Linked DNA regions of Homo sapiens: region 2 is linked to region 1. Evidence: read pairs that join two places in POLR2A ChIA-PET (ENCODE). Cell type or tissue: PC-3. All regions are shown on one strand. Each heading gives the region's core, and the rest is flanking DNA. Links, peaks and the distances in the headings are about the cores only.

Region 1 (11,956 bases), core at 2,577-10,576:
GCAGCATCTCCAGTGGCTCTCATCTGCGTCCAGCAGGCAGATGGGGCTGTCACTGAAGTCAGGGAAAGGGGGAAACGGAAGGGGCTCAGGGTGCCTTCCTGGGCAGGAAGGAAAGCCGGCTGTCAAGGAGAGCCCAGTGGTCAATCGTTGGTGTCTCCCAGAGTCTCCTCACTGCTGATTGCAACTCAGACAGCTGGGCCCAGCCCGAGTTCCCAAGTCAGCCAGGCAGCGGCAGGCCCAAGAACACGCATGCCTAGGAAGTCTCCAGCGACACTCTACTGCTAGGTTAGGACCATGCCTTGAGAACTGCTGAGGCTCAAGTTTTGCTCTCTGCATCTGGAGTCAGCGTCCTGGGTTCCTGTCCCAAGTCTGCCCCCTGATGGTAAGAAGTTGCTTCTTCAGCCAAATTTCATAATTTACCTCCTGGGGTAGGTGTAAAGATTAAGTGATATACTTGGGAAAATTAGCACAATTCCTGGCACACAGTAAGACTGAAAAAAATTCCTTATCAACTGGTTGAGGTGTGGTAATTTGGGTGGAGGAAGCTGCTGGGTTTTTTGTTTGTTTTTGTTTTTTTAATAAGCCCTATAGAATTATTTGGCTTTAAAAAACATTACCTGAGCCGGGCACGGTGGCTCACGCCTGTAATCCCAACACTCTGGGAGGCTGAGGCGGGAGGATCACCTGAGGTTGGGAGTTTGAGACTAGCCTGACCAACATGGTGAAACCCTGTCTCTACTAAAAATACAAAAAAAAATTAGCCGCGTGTGGCAGCCAGCGCCTGTATTCCCAGCTACATGGGAGGCTGAGGCAGGAGAATTGCTTGAACCTAGGAGGCGAAGCTTGCAGTAAGCTGAGATCGCGCCACTGCACTCCAGCCTGGGCGACAGAGCAAGACTCCGTCTCAAAAAAAAAAAAAACAAGAAAAAGAAAGAAAAGTAAAGATAAATAAATACATAATAAATAAATACATAAAATTATATAAGATGTGGCGGGGCACAGTGGCTCATGCCTATAATCCCAACACTTTGAGAGGCTGAGGCAGGCGGATCTCGAGCCCAGGAGTTTGAGACCAGCCTAGCCAACATGGTGAAACCCTAACTTTACTAAAAAAAAAAAATACAAAAATTAGCTGGGCATGGTGGTGCATGCCTGTAGTCTCAACTTCTTGGGAGACTGAAGCAGAAGGGTCGCTTAAGCCTGGGAGGCAGAAGTTGCGGTGAGCTGAGATTGTGCCACCGCACACCATCTAGCCTGGCAACAGAGGGAGACCCTGTCTGAAAAAAAAAAGTATATATATGCTCTAATGACATTGAAAATGAGAAATCAACAGCTCTTCCCTGATCGTTTAAACATGGAAACATCTGTGGAAGATTGTATTATTGTTCCCAATCATTCACTCCCCCTTCCTGAAAGCTGAGTCCACCTTCTCTCTTATGGGGAAGGAGTATTCATCCAGCCCCACTGATCCCATGATGGCCTTTGCCAAGGGCACATGTGTGGACATGAGCCGTGCCCCTTCAGAGCAGAAACTGAGTGCCATTGCTCACTTGCTCTTGTCCTTGGCCACAAGACTGTATCCCACATGGGGGCTGTTGCTTTGGCTTGCAGTCTAGAATGAAGAAGAATTACAACCACACCTGACACACAGCCAAGAAGAGCCCAGCCACAACTAGCCTACAAAAGAAATGAAAAACAGGCTGGGCGCGGTGGCTCACACCTGTAATCCCAGCACTTTGGGAGGCCGAGGCGGGCGGATCACCTGAGGTTGAGAGTTCGAGACCAGCCTGACCAACATGGAGAAACCCCGTCTCTACTAAAAATACAAAAATTAGCCAGGTATGGTGGCACATGCCCCAGCTACCCGGGAGGCTGAGGCAGGAGAATCATTTGAACCTGGGAAGTGAAGGTTGCGATGAGCCGAGAGAGTGCCATTGCACTCCAGCCTGGGCAATAAGAGCAAAACTCCGTCTCAAAAAAAAAAAAAAAAGAAGAAGAAAGAAAGAAAACAGGCCTGGAGCGGGGGCTCACGCCTGTAATCCCAGCACTTTGGGAAGCCAAGGCAGGCAGATCACCTGAGGCCAGGAGTTTGAGACCAGCCTGGCCAACATGGAGAAACCCCATCTCTACTAAAAATACAAAAATGACTCCTTTTGGCCAGAACCGCCATCTTCCTGTAGCCATCTTCCTGTAATTCGCCAAAATTACGAACACAAAGGGAAAGAGGAGAGGTACCCGATATAGGTTCTCCAGGCCTTTTAGAAAACCTGGAGTTGTTCCTTTGGCCATGTATATGCGAATCTATAAGAAAGGTGATATTGTGGACACCAAGGGAACGGTACTGTTCAAAAAGGAATGCCCCACAAGTGTCACCATGGCAAAACTGGAAGAGTCTACAGTGTTCCCCAGCATGCTGTTGGCATTGTAAACAAACAAGTTCAGGGCAACATTCTTGCCAAGACAATTAATGTGCGTATTGAGCACGTTAAGCACTCTAAGAGCCGAGATAGCTTCCTGAAACACATGAATGAAAATTATCAGAAAAAGAAAGAAGCCAGAGAAAGATACCTGGGTTCAACCGAAGCGCCAGCCTGCTCACTTTGTGAGAACCAGTGGGAAGGACCCTGAGCTGCTGGAACCTCTTCCTTATGAATTCATGGCATAATAGGTGTTAAAAAAAATAACAGACCTCTGGACTGTAAAAATAATAATAATAATAATAATAATAATAATAATAATAATAATAATGGGCCAGGCACAGTGGCTCACGCCTATAATCCCAGCACTTTGGGAGGCTGAAGCAGGCGGATCACCTGAGGTCAGGAGTTCGAGACCAGCCTGGCCAACATGGTGAAACACCGTCTCAAGTGAAATACAAAAATTAGCCGGGCATGGTGGCACACATCTGTAATCCCAGCTACTTGGGAGGCTGAGGTAGGAGAATTGCTTGAACCTGGAAGGCGGAGTTTGCAGTGAGCCGAGTTCATGCCTCTGCACTCCAGCCTGAGTGACAGAGCGAGACTCCATCTCCAAAAAATAAAAAAATAAATAAATAAATAAATAAAATAAAAATACAAAAATGAGCCGGGTGTGGCAGCGGGCACCTGTAATCCCAGCTACTTGGGAGGCTGAGGCAGGAGGATCACTTGAACCCAGGAGGCAGAGGTTCCAGTGAGGCGAAATCACGCCACTGCACTCCAGCCTGGGTGACAGAGTGAGACTCTGTCTTGAAAAAATAAATAAAATTTAAAAAATGAAAAACAGGCAAGAAATAAGCCTTTATCATTGTGAGCCACTGAGATGTTGGGATGGTTTGTTATCACAGCTTAACCCTGTGAAAACTGACTAAAAAACATCCTATGATAAATTGGTTAAATAAAGTATGATGTGCCTATATGATGAGAATGTAGCTAGTAATTTTTTTTATTTTTTTATTTTTATTTTTATTTTTTATATTTTAATTTTATTTTTATTTTTTGAGATGGGGTCTCTTTCTGTTGCCCAGGCTGGAGTGCAGTGGTGCCATCTCAGTTCGCTGAAACTTCCACCTCCCGGGTTCCAGGGATTCTCCTGCCTCAGCCTCTTGAGTAGCTGGGATTACAGGCGCGAGCCACCACACCCGGCTAATTTTTTGTGTTTTTAGTAGAGACGGGGTTTCACCATGTTAGCCAGGATGGTCTCAATCTCCTAACCTCGTGATCTACCCACCTCGGCCTCCCAAAGTGCTGGGATTACATATTTTTATTTTTTTGAGACAGAGTCTTGCTCTTGTTGCCCAGGCTGGAGTGCAATGGCGCGATCTTGAGTCACTACAACCTCCGCCTCCTGGGTTCAAGCGATTCTCCTGCCTTAGCCTCCCGAGTAGCCGGGATTACAGGCACCCACCACCACGCCCGGCTAATTTTTGTATTTTCAGTAGAGACAGGGTTTCACCATGTTGGCCAGGCTGGTCTCGAACTCTTGACCTCAGGTGATTCACCTGCCTTGGCCTCCCAAAGTGTTGAGATTACGGGCATGATCCACTGTGCCCAGCCTGCAGCTATTAAAGTTATATCTTAAACTGTATTAAATTTATATTTAAGTTTATACAGCTATTAAAATTGTTTAAAGATAAAAATTGCTCAAAATATCATTTTCATAAGTGAACAAAAGCAAAGTTTAAAAGTGAAAGTACATCAGGATCTCAATATTGTAAATGCAAATATGACTTGTATATATATTGGCTGAAGTATGGTCATTTGAATGGTTACTTTTGGCTTTTTTTTTTTTTTTTTAGATGGAGTCTCACTCTGCTGCCCATTTCTCCTGCCTCAGCCTCCTGAGTGGCTGAGATTACAGGCACACACCACCACACTCAGTTAATTTTTGTATTTTTAGTAGCGATGGGGTTTCACCATGTTGGCCAGGCTGGTCTCGAACTCCTGACCTCAGATGATCCGCCCAACTCAGCCTGCAAAATTGCTGGGATTACAGGCGTGAGCCACCATGCCCGGCACTTGGGCACTTTTTAAAAAATAAAATGCAGAAAGCCCAGAATTGAGTGGCGATTTTCTCTAGAAAAAGGGATTGAGGGAAAAGCATGCCCACATGTTAACAGTGGTTCTCTCAAGGGGGTAGAATTGGGGAGGGTGGCTATTCCCCTTTATGCTCATCTACACGTTCCAGCTTATCTATAATGCCATGTAATACTTTCATATTTTGGAAAAATCATTATACTGCATGGGGATATTGAGAAGAATCACTGGCCAATGGCAGTGTGATGTAGGGAGGCAGGGCTACTGTGGGGAAGACAGTAGGGCCCAAGTCCCAGAAGCCCATGGTGGGATGGGGAGGTGGGAGTAGAGAGGGGCTCTTCTGGCCTCCTCCGACCCAGACCCTCCAGGCATAGACCTAAGCCTACAGCTTTGAAGGTCCTGTGAAAATGTGTGTGACTTTTAAAAAATTAATTGACTCTTGGCCGGGTGCAGTGGCTCACACCTGTAATCCCAGCACTTTGGGAGGCCGAGGCAGGTGGATCACCTGAGGTCAGGAGTTCAAGGCCAGCCTGGCCAACATGGTGAAACCCCATCTCTACTAAAAATACAAAAATTAGCAGGATGTGGTGGCATGTGCTTGTAATCTCAGCTGCTCGGGAGGCTGAGGCGGGAGAATCACTGAACCCAGGAGGTGGAGGTTGCAATGAGCTGATATCGAACCACTGCACTCCAGCCTGGGCAACAAGAGTGAATCTCCATATAAAAAAAAATTAATTGACTCCAAATATAAAAATTAAAATGCCATTTCAAAGTTAATAGATGTTTAAGTGTCTAGGAATTGTAACCTTATGTCAAAAGTCAAATACAGTGGCTGCTTAATGGGTATGGGTTGCCATCCGGTGATGAAAAAGCTCTGGGACTAAGTAGTGGTGATGGTCGCACAATATTGTGAATGGTCTTAATACCACTGAATTCTGCACTTTAAAATGGTACGTTTTATGTGTATTTGACCACCAAAACAAAACAAAAACAAAAAGTTCAATTTCAGTGCAATTCAACTGTTATATAATTACTGCAGATGGAACTCACACTTAGTGGGGGGTTTGGATGACCTTCTGTGTATTGAATACAATGCTAACCGGACCCCAAAATTAAATTGCTCTGGAAGAGGCAGTGGTTGCTAATGATTCCTGATCTCCTGTCACCGGACACCTTGTGGCATGACAGTGAATGGGCAGCTTTTGGGGTAAGGGTGGGAGTGAGGTACAGAGCACAGACCTCCTATTCACCTTGCCACTTGGGGTCTGGGGTTCAGACTCAAGTCTGAGGGATCAGCCATCCCATAGAATCACAGGCTGCGCTCTCCTGAGATGCCATCGAACCAGCACTTGGAGGCAGCAGAGAGCTGGATCTGGCTGGGGAGGACATCTGGGTTTCTCCCCATATCCAGGGCTCCTCCCACCCACCCCCACTCTCTTGCCCCTGCCCAACCCTACCAAGACAGTCTTATCAGTTTGGTTTTCAGAAGATGATGCCATTTCTTTCAGGAAAATTTTTTGCAAGTAAAACCTGAGTGTTCCACCAGCTCCTTCCAGTGGGATATTCAAGAGTATTCAAGCAAGACCAGTTTTTACATGTTAAACACATTCCATAATTTAAAACATGTTTTGAATTTCCTCTGAGACAATCCATATGGGTAATTTCAGGAGTTGGCCTAATAAAGCTCACATCCTATTTTTGTGGGGTATTAATTTTAAGACTTTTCACCTGATACTCATTATGCTGATGTCTTTAAAATGCTAGGAAACTTTAATAGCAAGACTGGTGGCAACGACGAATGTTTCTTTCTTTTTTTTTTGGAGACGTAGTTTTGCTCGTTTCCTAGGCTGGAGGGCAATGACACGATCTTGGCTCACTGCAACCTTCGCCTCCCCGGTTCAAGAGATTCTCCTGCCTCAGCCTCCCGAGTAGCTGGGACTACAAGTGCATGCTACCACACCCAGCTAATTTTTGTATTTTCAGTAGAGATGGGGTTTCACCACGTTGTCCAGGCTGGTCTCGAACTCCCGATGTCGGGTGATCTGCCTGCCTCAGCCTCCCAAAGTGCTGGGATTATAGGTGTGAGCCACCACGCCCATCCAAGAATGTTTCTTTATAATACTGAAAAGGTTAACTTGGTGCAGATGGGAGCAGCCAGAGAAAACCATTCATAGAAAGCAGTGATAGTCGGCTGGGTGCGGTGGCTCACACCTGTAATCCCAGCACTTTGGGAGGCCCAGGTGGGAGGATCACCTGAGGTCAGAAGTTCGAAAGCAGCCTGGCCAACATGGCGAAATCCCATCTGTACTAAAAATACAAAAATTAGCCAGGCATGGCAGCAGGTGCCTGTAATCCCAGCTACTCAGGGAGGCTGAGGCACGAGAATCACTTGAACCTGGGAGACGGAGGTTGCAGTGAGCCAAGATCGTACCACTGCACTCCAGCCTGGGTGATAGAGCAAGACTCCATCTCAAAAGAAAAAAAAGAAAGCAATGATAGTCACAGGTCTCTTCTAAGATGCTTGGTATCAGTTGGCCCTTACTATGTAACAAACCACCTCACAACTGAGTAACTTAAAGCAACGGCTGGGCTGTGGCTCACGCCTGTAATCCCTGCATTTTGGGAGTCCAAGGCCGGCAGATCACTTGAGGTCAGGAGTTCAAGACCAGCCTGGCCAACAGGGTGAAAACTGTCTCCACTAAAAATACAAAAATTAGACAATTAGACAAGTGTGGTGGTGGGTGCCTGTAATCCAAGCTACTGGGGAGGCTGAGGCAGGAGAATCGCTTGAACCCAGGAAGCAGAGGTTGCAGTGAGCTGAGGTTGTACCACTGCACTCCAGCCTGGGTGATAGAGTGAGACTCTGTCTCAAAAAAAAAGCAACTACTATTATTATTATTATTGTTATTATTATTATTATATTTGGGTTGGGCTCAGCTGAGTGTTTCTGATGCAGGATAGGCAAGCCCCAAAATTGGGGCTTAGGGCCAGGCATGGTGGCTCATGCCTGTGATCCCAGCACTTTGGGAGGCCGAGGCGGGCGGATCACGAGGTCAGGAGATCGAGACCATCCTGTCTAACACGGTGAAACCCCATCTCTACTAAAAATACAAAAAATTAGCCAGGCATGGTGGCAGGCACCTGTAGTCCCAGCTACTTGGGAGGCTGAGGCAGGAGAATGGCGTAAACCCAGGAGGCAGAGCTTGCAGTGAGCCAAGATGGCGCCACTGCACTCCAGCCTGGGTGACAGAGCAAGACTCTGTCTCAAAAAAAAAAAAAAAAAAAAAAAAACTGGGGCTTAGCCTGAGAGGGTTCTTGGCTTTGCCCAGGAAACAATTCAAAGGTAAGCCAGTGGTGTTAAACAGCAACTTCTATTGACACAGCCGTGCACAGCAGCAGCAGAGGTACTGCTCCTAGTGGAGTGGGGCTGCCCCATAGACAGGGTGCCCAGAATAACAGCTCAGAGGCTGTTCTGCACTCATATTTATACCCACTTTTAATTACATGCAAATTAAAAAACAGTTGGCTGGGCATGGTGGCTCACGCCTGTAATCCCAGCACTTTGGGAGGCCGAGGTGGGCAGATCACGAGGTCAAGAGATCAACATCATCCTGTCCAACATGGTGAAACCCCATCTCTACTAAAAATACAAAAATTAGCTGGGCATGGTGGTGTGCGCCTGTAGTCCTAGCTACTTGGGAGGCTGAGGTGGGAGAATCACTTGAACCCAGGAGGCAGAGGTTGCAATGAGCCAAGATTACACCACTGCACTCCAGCCTGGCGACAGAGCAAGATTGCATCTCAAAACAAACAAACAAACAAAGTTTATGCAGAAATTTCTAGGATGAGGGTGGTAACTTCTGGGTTGTTGGCTTGTTGCCATGGAAAGGGATGGTAAATTCCAGATGTTGCCATGGCAATGGTAAACTAACATGGGCACGCTGGTGGGAGGGTCTTATGGAAAGCTGCTTCTGCCCCCAACCTGTTTTAGCTAGTCCTCAATTTGGTCAGGTGTTTGAGCCCTGCTTCCAGAGTCAACTCCTACCTCCTCCTCAGTTTTTCTGCTGGTCTCACCTGGTTCACTATGTGGCCATAGCTGGCAGGTGGGCTGCAGCTGGTTGGTCTGGGTCCCAGATGGCCTCACTCACATGTCTGCATTTGGCTGGGATGGTGGGGGCAACCAGAGCCAGGTTAATCTCCTCATCAAGCAGACCAGACTTCACACGGCAGCTGGGCTCCAAAAGAAGAAAGAGAGGCCAAGCCCCAGCACACAAATGCTTTTCCTATTATTTTTATTCTCAGACCTCTCAGGGATGAACACAAATGCTTTCTATGCCTCTGCTTGTGTCATGCTCCTTACTGTCCCCTTGACAAAAGCAACTCATAAGGCCAAGCCCTGATTCAGGTAGTGGAGAAAATAGACTCTATCTTTTGAAAAAGGAGCTGCAAAATGTCGTGGACTATAAAAAAGTATCTGGCCGGGTTGCTGCAGCTCACCCTTATAATCCCAGCAAGTTGGGAGGCCAAGACGGGAGGATCACTTGAGCTTGGAGTCTGAGACCAGCCTGGGCAACATAGTGAGACCTGATCTCTACAGAAAAATTTAAAAATTAGCCAGGTACTGTGGCTCATGACTGTAGTCCCAGCTACTTGGGAGGCTGAGGGGGGAGGATCACTTGAGCCTGGGAGGTGGAGTTTGCAGTGAGACAAGATGGTGCCACTGCATTCCAGCCTGGGCAACAGAGCAAGACCCTGTCTCAAAAAAAATAGATGATAAAAGTATGTCTTCCACATGCTGTCTCCTCTGTTTCTACCACCAAGGATATCCTTACAAATAGGCAGGAATGGATGGCAGGCACTTGCCAACTAACAGTAATCCCATACTCCTGGGATAGAGTTCAAGGTGATTAAATGTGCATTTTCCCAGATGTATCTGGGGACACCAGTCCCATGAAGTAAGATGCTATGGGCTACAATTTGTCCCCACCTCCAAATTTATATATTGAAGCCTTAACCCTCAATGCGACTGTATTTAGAGATAGGACCTTTAAGGAGGTAATTAAGGTTAAATGAAGTCATAAGGGTGAGACCTTAATTCAGTAGGACTGGTGTCCTCATAAGAAGAGACATCAGGAGTGCACGTGCTCAGAAAAAAAGGCCACATGTGAGGCCACAGGGAGAAGGAAGTCGTCTGCAAGCCAGGAGAGGCCTCACCAGAACCAACCCTGCTGGCACCTTGATCTTGGACTTCCAGCTTCCAGAACTGTGAGAATATAAATTTGTGTTGTTTAAGCCACCCTGTCTGTGGTTTTTGTTATGGTAGCCCAAGCTGAATAATACATAAGGGTTCCCGGGTTAAATAAGTCTGGGAAAAGCTGTGTGCAGTACTGGCCTTCCCCCACTCCCCTGGTGATTCACAAAGCTCTTTAGCCTCTTAAAGGCTCAGAGAAGTTCCTCAGCAAAGAAATTTCTAGTTTCACACAGTGTTTCTCAAATGTATTTGAACATTAGATCTTTTCTCTCTTTTTTTTTTTTTTTTTTGAGATGGAGTCTCGCTCTGTTGCCCAGGCTGGAGTGCAGTGGCGTGATCTCGGCTCACTGCAAGCTCCACCTCCCGGGTTCGCGCCATTCTCCTGCCTCAGCCTCCAGAGTAGCTGGGACTACAAGCACGGCGCTCACTACCATACCCAGCTAATTTTTTAATTTTTTGTAGGAACGGGGTCTCACTTTGTTGCCCAGGCTGATCTTGAACTCCTGGACTCAAGTGATCCACCCGCCTCACCCTCCCAAAGTGCTGGGATTACAGGCGCAAGCCACCGTGCCCAGCCTGGATCTCATTCTCAATCCCCTTTCTCTCATCAGGAGTCCAGTCATTGGGTTTAGGGCCCACCCTAAATCCAAGATGATGTCATCTCAAGATCCTTAACTTATTACATCTGCAAAGACCCCTATTCCAAATAAGGTCACATTCACAGGGTCCAGGCACACATGTCTATTGAGGGGCACAGTTCAATCCACTGCAGAAGCTAAAGAACAACCAAGGTAGCCGCTGAGTGTGGACACAGCGCTGGGGGTGAGGGCCCCGCCCCCAGGCTGGTGTCTGCAAGCTGAGGGTCCATCCCCTCCAGGGGACTTGCTGGGGAGAACACCCTCTCCGCCTAACAGTGCTGGCTGCCAAGTCCTCATTTCCTAAACTCTGCTGACCAGCCCCCACCAACACCTTTCGGTTTGCACCAGGTGGGGCCTATTGCTCTATTCCTTCTAAATGTGACTTGACTTCCTGACCCTGCCCTTCCTGTTTTGTCCTGGAAGACAAGGCCTGTCTTTCTGGGAAACATTTGCAAAAAAGCAATGCTCACCTGGTGGCAGCACGGTAGGCAGGCTCCCACAGGGCCCTCCTGGAGACTTCCTCCCACAGCCCCCTTCCTGCATGCTGCTCTCCTGCCCAGAACCCTTCACTACTCCCAGGGCCTCCAGGAGGAAGTAAGACCTCCTGCTCCTCCTTCCAGAGTTAGCCTTCCAGGATTTAGGGAGTGTGTTCCTGCAGCTTCCCCCCAGGGTCCCACCTCTGTCTGTCTTGGTGCTGCTCCGCCTGGCTGGCACCCCACTCCATCCTCCCCACACCTGTCCATAGCCCTGTTTGCCTACAAGCCACACAGAGGGTGGGCTCCAGGGTTCTGCAGGTTCCTGCAATGCAAATAAACACAGATCATCCAGTTCTTAGAGGTGAGCTCAGAGAGTCCATGCTAGCACATTTTTCCGTGGAGGGGGCTTCCCCAAATCATTCCCTCCTGACTCAAAGAGGCTAAAAACCACAGGTTTAGCGCTGAGGCTCAGAGTAACTCTCCCTTAGCTAGCAGCCCCAAGGAAAGCTGGCTAAGGTGGAAGAACCCCTCTCTCCACCTGCTCTGCATTGTGGGGACCAGGGCCCTGGTGAGGGCAGGTGCAGGGAGGATTGGAGGAAGCAGCCGTGAGGTGTGCCCTGAGAGCCATGGACCATCTGCAGGTGCCGGCCTGGAGGCAGAGCCCTTGGGTGCCCCAGGGGAGGAGAGCTGGCTCCCTGCAGAGGACTGAGAGCTACAAGAAGGAGGAGTAAGGATGGCTTGGGCTCTACCCCCGGGACGCAGATGACTAGCCAATCTCTCCTGGGCCTGGGAGAGAGCTGGAGAGCCTCAGGACAGAGCCTGGCACCCCCAACACAACCCCATGGTTTGGCCTCTGCTGGACTTGCCTGTAGGTCTTGACAACATCCCAGCTCCTGGGGATCCACATGCTTCTGGGAACATCCATTTGACCATGGGCTGTGTTGTGATGACAGGTGTCAGGCCTCTGAGCCCAAGCTAAGCCATCATATCCCATGTGACCTGCACATACACATCCAGAAGGCCGGTTTGTGCCTTAACTGATGACATTGTCTTGTGAAATTCCTTCTCCTGGCTCAT
Region 2 (11,956 bases), core at 1,918-9,917, 440 kb before region 1:
AGACTATTTTTAAAGGCATTCCAAGTGGGCTGTTCCTATAGTTTACAGAGGTACTCAGTTCATGAACTTATTGCAGCAGGACAAATCATAAATACTTCTTATGTCCAAAAAGAACATAATTTTCAAATATACATTTATCTCAGAAATTCTAATGCTTCTGTCTTTATCTTCCAGAAAAGAAAGACATAGTTCAGTTCAAATTATTGTTTAAAAGTTTCTGTTTTGTTTTTTACTTTTTTCACTACATTTGAGCATATGAGTTATCCTGGGGTTCAGTGTCTAATATGATAGTGTTTTAAATGTTTTAAGCATTTTAATGCTTACAGAATTTTTTCCTGGTTTTTAAAATTTCCACTTTACAAAAAGAAGTGCCTTTAATTCATTGCTTTTCTCCTCCATTTCAGAATTGGGTAGGCTAACATTTTACTGCATAAATGAATAACTGCCATTTTTCTCTTACTGCTATACATTTGTTTCATCTCTGATTAGACTTGCATCTCAACTAAATCATATTTAATTTGCATGCAGTACTCTACCAGTTACTATTAGTGCTTATAAGATGCTGGGCCCTGCTTGACAAGGTGATTGAGCTCTGAAATAATAAGTGATTGAACTCTGAAATAATAAGTGACTTGCCTGATCCAACACGGGAGAACCAGGATTCAGACCCTGGGATGTCTTGCTTCAAACAGCCATCTTTCAGCCATTTTATATACTCTTTCAGCTATACCACGGATACTGTTTGAACTTATAGATCATGAGGCATCAATTGAAACTTAAGTTATAGCCAGGTTTGGTGGCTCATGTCTGTAATCCCAACACTTTGGGAGGCCGAGGCAGGTGGATCACCTGAGGTCAGGAGTTCAAGACCAGCCTGGCCAAAGTGGCAAAACCCCATCTCTACTAAAAATACAAAACTTAGCCAGGTGTGGTGGCCTGCGCCTGTAGTCCCAGCTACTCGGGAGGCTGAGGCAGGAGAATCGTTTGAACCTGTGGGTGGAGGTTGCAGTGAACTGAGATCATGCCACTGCCCTGCAGTCTGGGCAACAGAACGAGACTCCGTCTCAAAAAAAAAAAAAAAAAAAAAACTTATAAATAAACCAATAACACCCAATGGATGGCCAGATGCCATATCTTCCCGTGTTACTTTTTTTTTTTTTTTTCCCTGAGACAGAGCCTCACCCCGTCACCCAGGCTGGAGTGCAGTGGCACCATCTCGGCTCACTGCAACTCTGTCTTCCGGGTTCAAGCTATTCTCCTGCCTCAGTCTCCCGAGTAGCTGGGACTACAGGCGCGTACCACCATGCCCAGCTAATTTTTGTATTTTTAGTAGGGACAGGGTTTCGCCATCTTGGCCAGGCTGGTCTCGAACTCCTGACCTCAGGTGATCCATCCGTTTCAGCCTCCTAAAGTGCTGGGGTTACAGGCATGAGCCACCGTGCCCAGCCTCCCCTGTTACTTTTTAAATCACTTATAAAATGAAACAAAGATTCAGAGAAGCTCTTAAATGGTGAACATCCTGTCTTTTTTATATCAGCATAAGGTGTTGTTTTCTTGCTCAAGTATTTCTAACGTAGGTATTTTCAAGCCTTGTGTTATAAGCTGTTGATTTGTGATCATGGATTTTAGGAATTATGGACAAGACAATAAAAAACTACAACTGTAAAGATCAAGTCCAGTGCTCCCAGATAGGAAGAAGTGGCAGAAAAATTGACCTAGCACAACTCATTTGAAAGACAATGTTGTGCCTGAGTTGTCATAATCTTGGGAAAATATGAATTCAAACCGTATATTGTTAAATATTATACAGATCAGTGGTTGAATAAAATATCTCTCAGTATAAGGACAGAAGGTCCACTTTTATATTTTACTGCTCTTATTTTTAAAATTTCATTTTATTAGACTACGAGCTAGTATAGTTTTTGTGTTACTTTCATTGAATTCCCCTGCGATAGCTAAAATTATTGCTCATAGTGATAGTTAATCTTTTATCATAGAACCAAGAACGCTTGTTTGTACAAACGTTAGAAGTCCTAAAGATTAACACTACAATAAGAGTGTAAAGTCTAATTCTGCCTTTTAAAGTTATCAGAAGTTCTTATAAATGCATTAGTTTAGAAAAATCTTTGTGTTTATTAACTTGCAAAAGGTTATAAAAATATCTTGGTATTTGAAGTCAGGTTTCCATTTGTAATACATGCAGTTCCCAATTTATGAATTCATCCTTTGAAGTTTGTTAGAGGGCAACATGTGTTTTTTTCCTACATTTTTTCATAGAAATTGAATTATGCTTTAAATAATGCAATAATGTATTAGATAGTAGTTCACAGATTTGTTCATTTTTTAAAAATCTACAAACCCCACTATACAACTTATTTCTGATAGTAAAAGTGTTTGGGGCTATAAAATATTTTATTTTGTAATTAGAAATTAACAAACATGAGCCAGGCATGGTGGAATGTGCCTGTAATCCTAGCTACTTAAGAGGCTGAAGGCAGAGGATCACTTGAACCCAGGAGTTTGAGGCCAGCCCAGGCAACATTGCCAGACTCCATCTCTATTAAAATAAATAAATAAAAATAAATTTAAAGTTAATAAACATTTGGAAGAATGAAATAATATTAAAATGTCTATCAATTATTTAAGACATAAATATGAAGACATTTCACATATTTTATGTTAACATATGTTGGGTTTTCTGCTAACTTGTATTGCTAAGGATATGTTGGGTACCAGCATTTTAAATATACACTTAAAGTTTTCAGCTGCTGGATACCTATTTTTCTATAGAATACATGGAATCTATTAAACAGGTAAATCTTTGTTACCTGTTTTTGTATTTTGTTTGTTAGCTCACTTTAATTCTATGGTACTTTGCCTTTTAAGATTCCTTAACTATTTAGCTGATAATTTAAGTATCTACCATGGTACTTTGCATATAATAGATGTTTGATATTTATGGACTCAAAGATTTTAAAGCTAAAATTCACTTCTGCATAATTCTTTCAATATCATGTATTGAATGACGTATTAAATTTTATGGTAGTCTGAAATAAGCATTTTGACATTTTCTGTGTGCCTAGCAAAGCACAGTTTGAAGAGTATGATTTTACATCTTAAGCTACTATTATGCACATGGAGATGAGAGCTAGAATCATATGCCTGTACAGTATTTATCAAATATGCATATATATTTCTACATAATACTTTCTTTTAAGCTTTATTCAGAATTAGGGTTATGTTCTCTATTATAGTAAGATTTCTTAATTATTTTTCATGGTTTCATGCAGCATTAGATTATTTAAAAGATTACAAATTTATAAAACAGGGAGATAGAAAGACTGTTAATTATTAGAAAGTCTAATTAAAGCAGTAGAACTTTACTCATTACTGCTTGTCCTGCCACATAATTTTCTTGATTTATTTTAAAGCCCAGGTAAATGTTGATTTAAAATGGAAGGTGTAAACCTGTTACTATCTGATAATAGTTTTAGATATCTTTCTGTTATTACTTATAAAATTGTAATGTGTAAAACCTGGGTATAATAGTTGGAATAGCAGGGGTTTTTTACCTTCTAATATGGATTCTAGTTTAATAAATTTTACTTCTGTAACTTAAAATATTTTTATCTTCATATAAGTAAATATAATTCTAAGAAACTATATCTGCCACAAGTAATCATTTTGCTTAGGCAGTTTATGAATGGAATATCAGTTTATACCAAGCATTGAATAAGTTAAATATCCTTTTAATGCTGATTCCAAGGGTCTAGGAGCCCTCATAATTCATCAGCAGAATTATTTGTGTTTATCCAAATTTTATAACTAGAGATGATATGCAGAAATCTGGAACTACTTATATCTTTTTTTTATTATAGCAAACTAAGATTTCAGTGTCAAACTATACCTTTTATTATCGCAATAACTAGGTTTTAATCCACTTACCAACTTAGAGGCCTATCAGGAACACAGATGCCCATATATCATAAAAAAATTGAATCGATAGATCATCTCTTTGGACACTCTGAGCCAAACCATTTCCTTCAGCAACTAAACATAATTTTTCTTAACATGACACATATGTAGGAATTGTGTTCAAGTTTATAATATACAAACTATTAAGAGCTATAATAAGAATTTTTGGACAGTTCCAATTTTAAACTGGGGTTTAGTGATTTAAATTGGGATTTAGTAATTCAAAGACCTTATCGTTAACCCAGCGCATATCTGTCCCGGAAGTGTCCTAGTTATTGCTTTGAGGAAAAAAAGTATCAGTGTAGAAAAGTTAAAGTATAGGCCTATTTACTATAATTTATAGATAATATATTCAGAATCTATAAATATCACTAACTTGAATGACTTTTTAAATGATTTTATTAGATAGCTTAGGAGGGAGAAAAATAGTTTACAAAAAATATTTTTTGCTCTTTAAAACTGCTGATCAACCATAGAGAATGATATAAAACAAGGGACTGTTTACTTGCCGTATCTTTAAATAGTCCAAGTTCATCTTTTATTTCAAGAAAAGTAAAGATTAAATGAGTGTCCATTCTCTAATAGTATATCATAGTTCTGTGGTTTGATGGCACAAACAAAGTGAAATACTTACCAAACATTATTGTCAAGAGGGCAATTGGCATCACAAACAATCCAACCAGCAAATCAGCCACCGCCAAGGACATTAGAAAGTAATTAGTAGCATACTGCAGCTTCTTCTCCAGTGAAACAGCCAGAATAACAAGGGTATTTCCACCAATTGTGGGTATTATCACCATGAGTATCAGAAGAGCTGCCCAGTGCAGTTTATTTCCCTGTTCCTCAACAATCTGTTTCATTTCCTCTGGTATTGATTCTGTCTGTAATCCAGACCAGTTAGAAGAGATAACGTGAACAAAGGTGCTCTGCAAAATGTGCTCAGGAATTGTGCTTTGAAGTTCAGACACTCTGTAAGAGAGAGCCATTTGCTGTTTTTCTGTGATTCAATCCCGTTCCGAACAGTGGTCAGCATGGTTAGTAGCTAAGCTGCTCATCTGTTTTTTTAAGGCATTGTAACCATGCCAAACACTCAAAAGCCAAAGTTGACACCTTCCTTTAAAAAAAAAAATTCAAGTTCTCTAAAATGAGCGCATACACACATCTGTCCATGTTTGTAGGTAAGATATCCAAGTATTTATTATTTTCTAGAGGCTTAAATTTAGGAAAGCTCAGTGAAAGAAACTGATAGCTGTGAAAAAAATAGGATATATATATATTTTTAGTTTCTCTCTCTCTCTTTTTCTGCCGTAGTTGTAGAGTCGTGTTTGAACTTGCATGCCAGAGAGTTCCCCCTAGATACAAAATACATAGACTGCATTATTTTATTCATTTCTGAAAGTGGTAAAAACACTTGAACTTCATAGCCCTTCCCTTCTTAGTAAGTCTGTTGTGCATTTGTGACAATGCAGCCAATTCTCCAAATATACTGTATTTCTGATGTTGCTCAGTTAATGAAACAGAAGACACATTAATTTTTTCAATGGTTATAATAAAAAGTTAGGTGTTTCCTGACCCTTGAATGTCTTTTTACCTTTACTTACAGAAGAATAGAAAAGTCGAAACACAATAGTTCAGAATAGAACTTTTAGTATGCGCTGGCCACCCACCTAGAAACACTCAAAGCCCAACAAGGGTCTAAATAAATGTTTTACCAGCTAGGGATCCTTATATGTAATTAGCTTTGTCTTATCAGGTTTGTGAGTACTGATATAAATGTCATTTTAGATTTCCTTTAGTTTGAGAGAAGGAAAAAAAAAGGTATTACTAGGATCCAAATAATTGTGTTTAGTAATTTCATCTCTCATGGTATGTCTTTGCAACAATTGTGTTCTAAATTTAATCACTAAATTTGCCAAATTCAAACCAGTTCTTTTTTTGTTTTAAGTAGTGTTTATTTTTTTAACCTTCCCAGTTGCCTTGAGAAGAAAGGGAAACCAAAAGGAAGATTAGACCATTTATTTGTTCATCAAATGTACAAATCACGTTTTTAAAAACTCTCCTTTAGCATTAGTAAATTTTTCATTTTGATTTTTAAACCGCTGAATAGAAATGAAAGATTATGATAGCAGAATTCTTGAAGATTAAAAAAAAAAACCTTTAGATTAATTCCATATGTGTTTATTAAATGCTTACCTCTGGTTTCGTTGTTATTTTGCTGAGCATGTCATCTTATCTGTTCACTAGACTTGCTTGCTGCTGTGACTGAAATCCTCCTCCCATTGACTTATTCTGAGCCTCCAGCACAGGCGGTTGAAAGCAGTGAAACAAATACGTTGTATAGCTGCAAGCATGCCAAGGAGGTTATTTCCTCTTTGATACATTCATTTTTAGAGAGTAGCAGCATTCATTGTAATTCATAAAACCACTGTTAAGCATGTTGAACCAGTTCATGGCCCTTATTCAAGTTATATTTTTAAGAGCTCTCTTTAATATTTGGGGGGACTGTAATAAACTTGATCATTTTAGCTTCAGATAGTTTTGTTTGGGGTTAAGCCTGAGCTGTTTTTCACATTTGAGAAAAAATAAGATATAATCTAGCTATTTTAGAGGTTTCATTCTTTGAAGATTCTGCCGTTTTAAAAGCCTATAGTGATTTCTACAGTTCTGATTTCTAGCAGTGAAACAAGATTCTTATCTAGCTTTTGTGCCTTTGCTGTGGAACACCATTAATTTGCTCTGGTTGCAACCTTATATAGAAGAGCACAGAAAGGCCTGAATTCTACATGTATACATAGGTTTTAGCAGAAACTTTTTTACTGCTTATTTTTAAACAGATGATCTCTGGGTTTAGGAGTGGTTCACAGCTTTTTTTCCCCATAGACTTTACGTTGGAGAAAATACAAGTAATGAAAATACGTTTTTGCCTTATTTCAGAAAATTGGTGTTTAAATCTTAATAGTTATGCTATTTAAGTTTTCTGTAACCATAAGACTAGCTTAGTATTAGAACCTCAGCATTCTCAAGGTTTCCTTTTAAAAGATCATTATAGATGCATATTTTAAAATTAATTACTTATAAATCAGTGATGACATTTGTGCCCTTTTCTTGTTTCAAATTTGTATTCCTTTGCTCATGTTGAATGTTATTGGAAAATACTTAGTTCATTTTAGCTCTGCTGAGCACTTCAGATTTTATTCAGTATTTGCTGCTTTTTTAAAAACTCAAAATTTACTATATTAGAAAAAATACTTGTGAAGAATTCTAGATGAAATAATATTCAAGAGAAATCAGATGTTTTTTAATGTACCAGAATTTCTATTCAGGAATATGAAAATATTTTAAGGCAAGGTGCGGTGGCTCATTCCTGTAATTCCAGCACTTTGGTAGACCAAGACAGGTGGATTGCTTGAGTCTAGAAGAGACCAGCTTGGGCAACATGGCAAAACCCCATCTCTACAAAAAAAACCACATAAATTAGCCAAGGGTGGTGGTTCACACCCGTAGTCCCAGCTACTGGGCGGCGGCGGAGGGGTTGAGGGTTAGGGGTCAGGGGAGACCTGAGGCAGGAGGATTGCATGAACCTGGGGGAGGTCGAGGCTGCAGTGAGCTGAGATCACACCACTGCGCTCCAGCTTGGGGTGACAGAATGAGATCTTGTCTCCAAGATTAAAAAAAAAAGAGGAAAAGAAATTATTTTTAAATACTGCTTAGTTGTGAGTTACACTTTGACATCTGTGCTTATGAAGGCAGGTAGGGATCTGCAAAACAAGTAATGTCAGATTGAAAATAGCAGCACCATTTTATATCCAGTGAAAAGACTTGTATGAAATAAGCCTTTATTGATTTGTTTATAGATAAAATTTTTTAAATATTAAGTATATTATAAAAATGCAGTCATTGTTGTATTTTGCCTGTATTAATCCTTTCACTCACATTCACTCATTTTTTGCCTCAACTTATAAAAAGTAAGATTGGTACTCTGATTTTTTTTATTTTTGCTTTTTTAAGTCTGTTTAATGTCTAAGGAACGTAACTAGTTAGAACAGCTACTTATTTGGCAATCTCAAGTTATGGGAAGCATAGCTGAGAATCAAGAAAAAAGCAAAATAATAATAAATAAATAATTATATAAAAGGATAGTTGAGTCTCAGCAAATAACTAAACCTGTGCTCTAAAACCCTAAGCACTTTAAGTAGAAAGTAGCCTCTAAGTCCCCACTCCATATCTTTTTACTCTTTACACACATACACGCACACACACGCACAGACGTATACACACACACAAAACTTTGCCTCTCCCCCTTCTTTAGTGAAAATAACATTTGTACATGGTGGTAGATGTAGATAGTACAAAAGAATGTTGAGTGATAAATTCATGTGAGACAATTTTAATAAACATGTTTCCCTGCCTACTCCAGATTTGAGTAACAAGTTAAAAGGTGGACAAGCACTTTGATAATAGCAAATAGGGTCAACTGAAACAGCAACAACAACAACAAAAAAAAAAAAAACAAGAATTTAAATGTATAAACATGTAGGTCTACTCAAAGTAGAGACTTGTACCTTTTTTTGTGTTTGTTTTTGTTTTGTTTTTTGAGACAGAGCCTTCCTCTGTCACCCAGGCTGGAGTGCAGTGGCACAATCTCAGCTCACTGCAACCTCTGCCTCCCAGGTTCAAGCAATTCTCCTGTCTCAGCCTCCCAAGTAGCTGGGATTACAGGCGCCTGCCACCACGCCTGGCTAATTTTTGTATTTTTAGCAGAGACGGGGTTTCGCCATGTTGACCAGGATGGTCTCGAACTCTTGACCTCAAGTGATCGCCTGCCTCAGCCTCCCAAAGTGCTGGGATTACGGGCATGAGCCACCGCACCCCACGCCCTTTGACAACATTTTATGTGGCATAATGATGGATAGCACAGTGATGACTTCTGTGTACTTAAGAAAAGGCTAGATCATGTTCATTCAGCAAATAAATGTGAAATGAATTTATTAAATATTTCTATGCAAATAATAAGAAATATAAAAGTATGATTCTTAATGGTAGAGTGAAGTTTTTAATATCTGGAAGCTTCATTTGTGTAGAATATTTCCTTTCCCAAAAGCTTCAGATAAAGTAACTCTTACTAAAGTAACTTCAAGGTCAGACTCAGCCTCTAATCCAGTAATAACCAAAAAAACCTAATTGGCACATTTTTTTCTAAGACAATTGAATTTTCTCCCTGATGTCTTTTTAATTTATTGAGCAGATTCTGTCTTTGACCGAAAAGGGCAGTCTAATATTCTTTATAGGTCTAGGAAGACAGCTTAAATATCAGCCAAGAACACTTTTTTACCTCTCAGTCATAATACCTATTAAACAGTAACCATAAAGGAATGTTTAACATGACAGGGATTGTATCTGCTACATATTCATTTGTGAAGTATTTACTAAGTGCCATATGCTCATGGAGATATATTAATGAATAAGGTAAACATTTTCTGTCCTCATGTAATTTATAATTTTATGGAGGATGCAAACAAGTATATTGGTAACTATAGTACAGATAAGGTAGAACTAAGACTAGCTCACTTCAACAGGACCTACAGTGGAGTTCAAATATTTCTCAGCTTTCTTTTTATTCATTCCTCTCATGTTCATTCTCTTTGACAAGATCAGTGAAAGAGCTGAAACTATAAGAATAGCTATTTCAAACTTAATCTGTTCTCGTTAGACTCCTTCATTCTCTTCTGACTGCCTGTTATTTTAACGAAAGACTTTGACAAATCAAAAACAAGCTTCCTTCACTGTCTTCTCAAAATGTCTTTCTTTTCATCCATCCTATCCTTCTTTGGGATCATGTTATCATTCCTTTCCACAATTGACTTCTACTTAGGTTCTTGATCCCATCTCATATGTATATGAAGTCTGTGTTGCTTCCTCTGGCATTAACAGCCTATACCAGGAGTGTGATAGGCTGCCATCTCTACTGTCACAGCTAGTCTAGGAGTGGGGGTGTGGTAGGCAGACAGTTTAAGATGCCACAGTGCTGTCTTACCACAATACAGCACCTTCTTCTTTAAGCCCTCCCCAGGTTAAGTTTTTTACTGGATTCCTGTGTAAAAGTTGATCTAGACAATTTTTGCCAGGTTATTGCCAGAACAAAAGAATAAGATTTTTTTTTGTCATCGAAACTCTAGAGTACAACCTGATGTCATAAAATGGTGTTGTCCTTTAATCAAAAGACTGCTATACCTGGAATTATAGTTGATGATCATAACCCAAATATCTTTTGGAGTAGATATGCTCAACTCTGCATGTCCTCAGTAATCACAGTAATCAGCTATTAGAAATAGACTTTTATCATTAGAATACTTGTTTAAATATCAGAAGTGATTAAAACTTTTTGAGAATCAAAGTACATTTATGTTGATTACTATAAAAATCAAAGAAATATCAATACAGTTCTCAATGAATAGCAGTAAGTTGATGGCAGCTCACTCATACTGCAAGACTTTTCTTAGTTTGCTGATTAGAAATGAAAACAAGTGTGCTAATAATGCTGCAACTTTGAATATTACAGATTTCTGTAGGTCCAGGAATGCAATCTGAGATTTTTAAGAGCTCTATTTATTATGGTGACACAGCAATTTCTTTGTATAAGGCTTGTGACTCTTCTTACATCTTTAAAATTCCCTCCCTCGCCCATTTTAGCAGCACCTGAAAAGTATTAGTCTTTTTGGAAATGTACCAAAAGCTTGCCTAAAAGTATACTAATTTTTAGTTTTCTGAAGTCCAGGAAGATGACAACAAATAAATTCTCTTTCACTGAATTTGTAACATTTATGGCACAGTCTGTGTGGTTTTGTTTTTTGCTTTTCCTTGTGGTAAGTTATATGTATTCACTATATACTAAACTGATAAGAGTTAAAAGCTACAAATAGCAGTAGCTTAGAATATGGAGGTACGAAGAACAAAAGTATGTTTGGGAAAGAAAATTGTTTTCTTTCTCAGCTTTTTCCCTGAAAATGTTTTATGCCACAAAATTCAAAAAAGCATAATATATTTCCCCTACTTTTTTGTTTTTTACCTGTAATGGCACTGTTTGTTTGTTTTCGAGACGGAGTCTCACTCTGTCACCCAGGCTGGAGTGCAGTGGCACTGTGTCAGCTCACTGCAACCTCTGTCTCCCGGGTTTAAACAGTTCTCCTGCCTCAGCCTCCCAAGCAGCTGGGATTACAGGCGCCCACCAGCACGCCCAGCTAATTTTTATATTTTTAGTAGAGACGGGCTTCACTGTGTTGGCCAGGCTGGTCTCAAACTCCTGACCTCAGGTGAGCCACCACACCCGGCCAATGGCACTGTTGTTTCTTTTATTATTATTACAAGTTGTATGAACTAGCCAAAGAATAAAATAAAGGAGAACAAGAAAAGTTCCTCAGATTCCCACAACATGTAGCTCTGTCGTTGAGTACACATGCAGCTGGCAAATTTATAATTGTCTAAGTAAATATACTTTTTTCTGTAAATATACTTTTAAATAACATATCAAAACATGTGAAAGAGCTAAGTTATAGGTAACACATTCTATGCTAATAAAATTGTCTACCAAGTATTGATTTCTTTCCTCTCCACTGCCCTTCCCTAAAATAAAGTCCAGTGTTTTTCCTGTGACTTGACCATTTCTCAACATTTAGTTTTCTAAATACGTTGTTTTGTTTTGTTTTGTTTTTTGAGACAAGGCATCACTCTGTTGCCCAGGCTGTAGTGCAGTGGTGTGATCTCAGCTCACTGCAGACTTGACTTCCTGGGCTCAAGTGATCCTCCCAAGTAGCTGAGACTACAGGCATGCACCTCCATCCCCGGCTAATTTTTGTATTTTTTGTAGAGATGGGGTTTCGCGGGAATGCCAAGGCTGGTCTTGAACTCCAGGGTTCATGCAATCAGTCCTCCTGCCTCGACTTCCCAGAATGCTGGGATTACAGGCATGAGTTACTGTGCTTGG

The links. Peaks named below come from ENCODE experiments on the same cell type or tissue, not always from the same donor. Only the 100,000 strongest peaks of a DNase experiment are listed, where the experiment ranks them.
Region 2: POLR2A ChIA-PET joins it to region 1 with 10 read pairs; 2 of 35 experiments call an interaction of 5 or more read pairs at or near these places.

What each region holds. Positions count from the first base shown.
Region 1 is chr2:231,557,700-231,569,655 of GRCh38, forward strand. It overlaps the pseudogene RPL21P35. Among named protein-coding and RNA genes, the nearest start is that of TEX44, 29 kb to the right of the region's middle. In PC-3, for the core only: a CTCF peak has its summit at 5,860; no DNase peak of the experiment used is centred there.
Region 2 is chr2:231,118,804-231,130,759 of GRCh38, forward strand. All of the region lies in intron 16 of PSMD1 (proteasome 26S subunit, non-ATPase 1), which reads left to right. It overlaps HTR2B (5-hydroxytryptamine receptor 2B), which reads right to left and starts at 6,239. Exons shown (of 4, transcript NM_000867.5): 1 at 6,169-6,239; 2 at 4,610-5,327. The coding sequence starts at 4,961. In PC-3, for the core only: no CTCF peak of the experiment used is centred there; a DNase peak (open chromatin) is centred at 8,858; H3K27ac peaks cover 1,806 bases.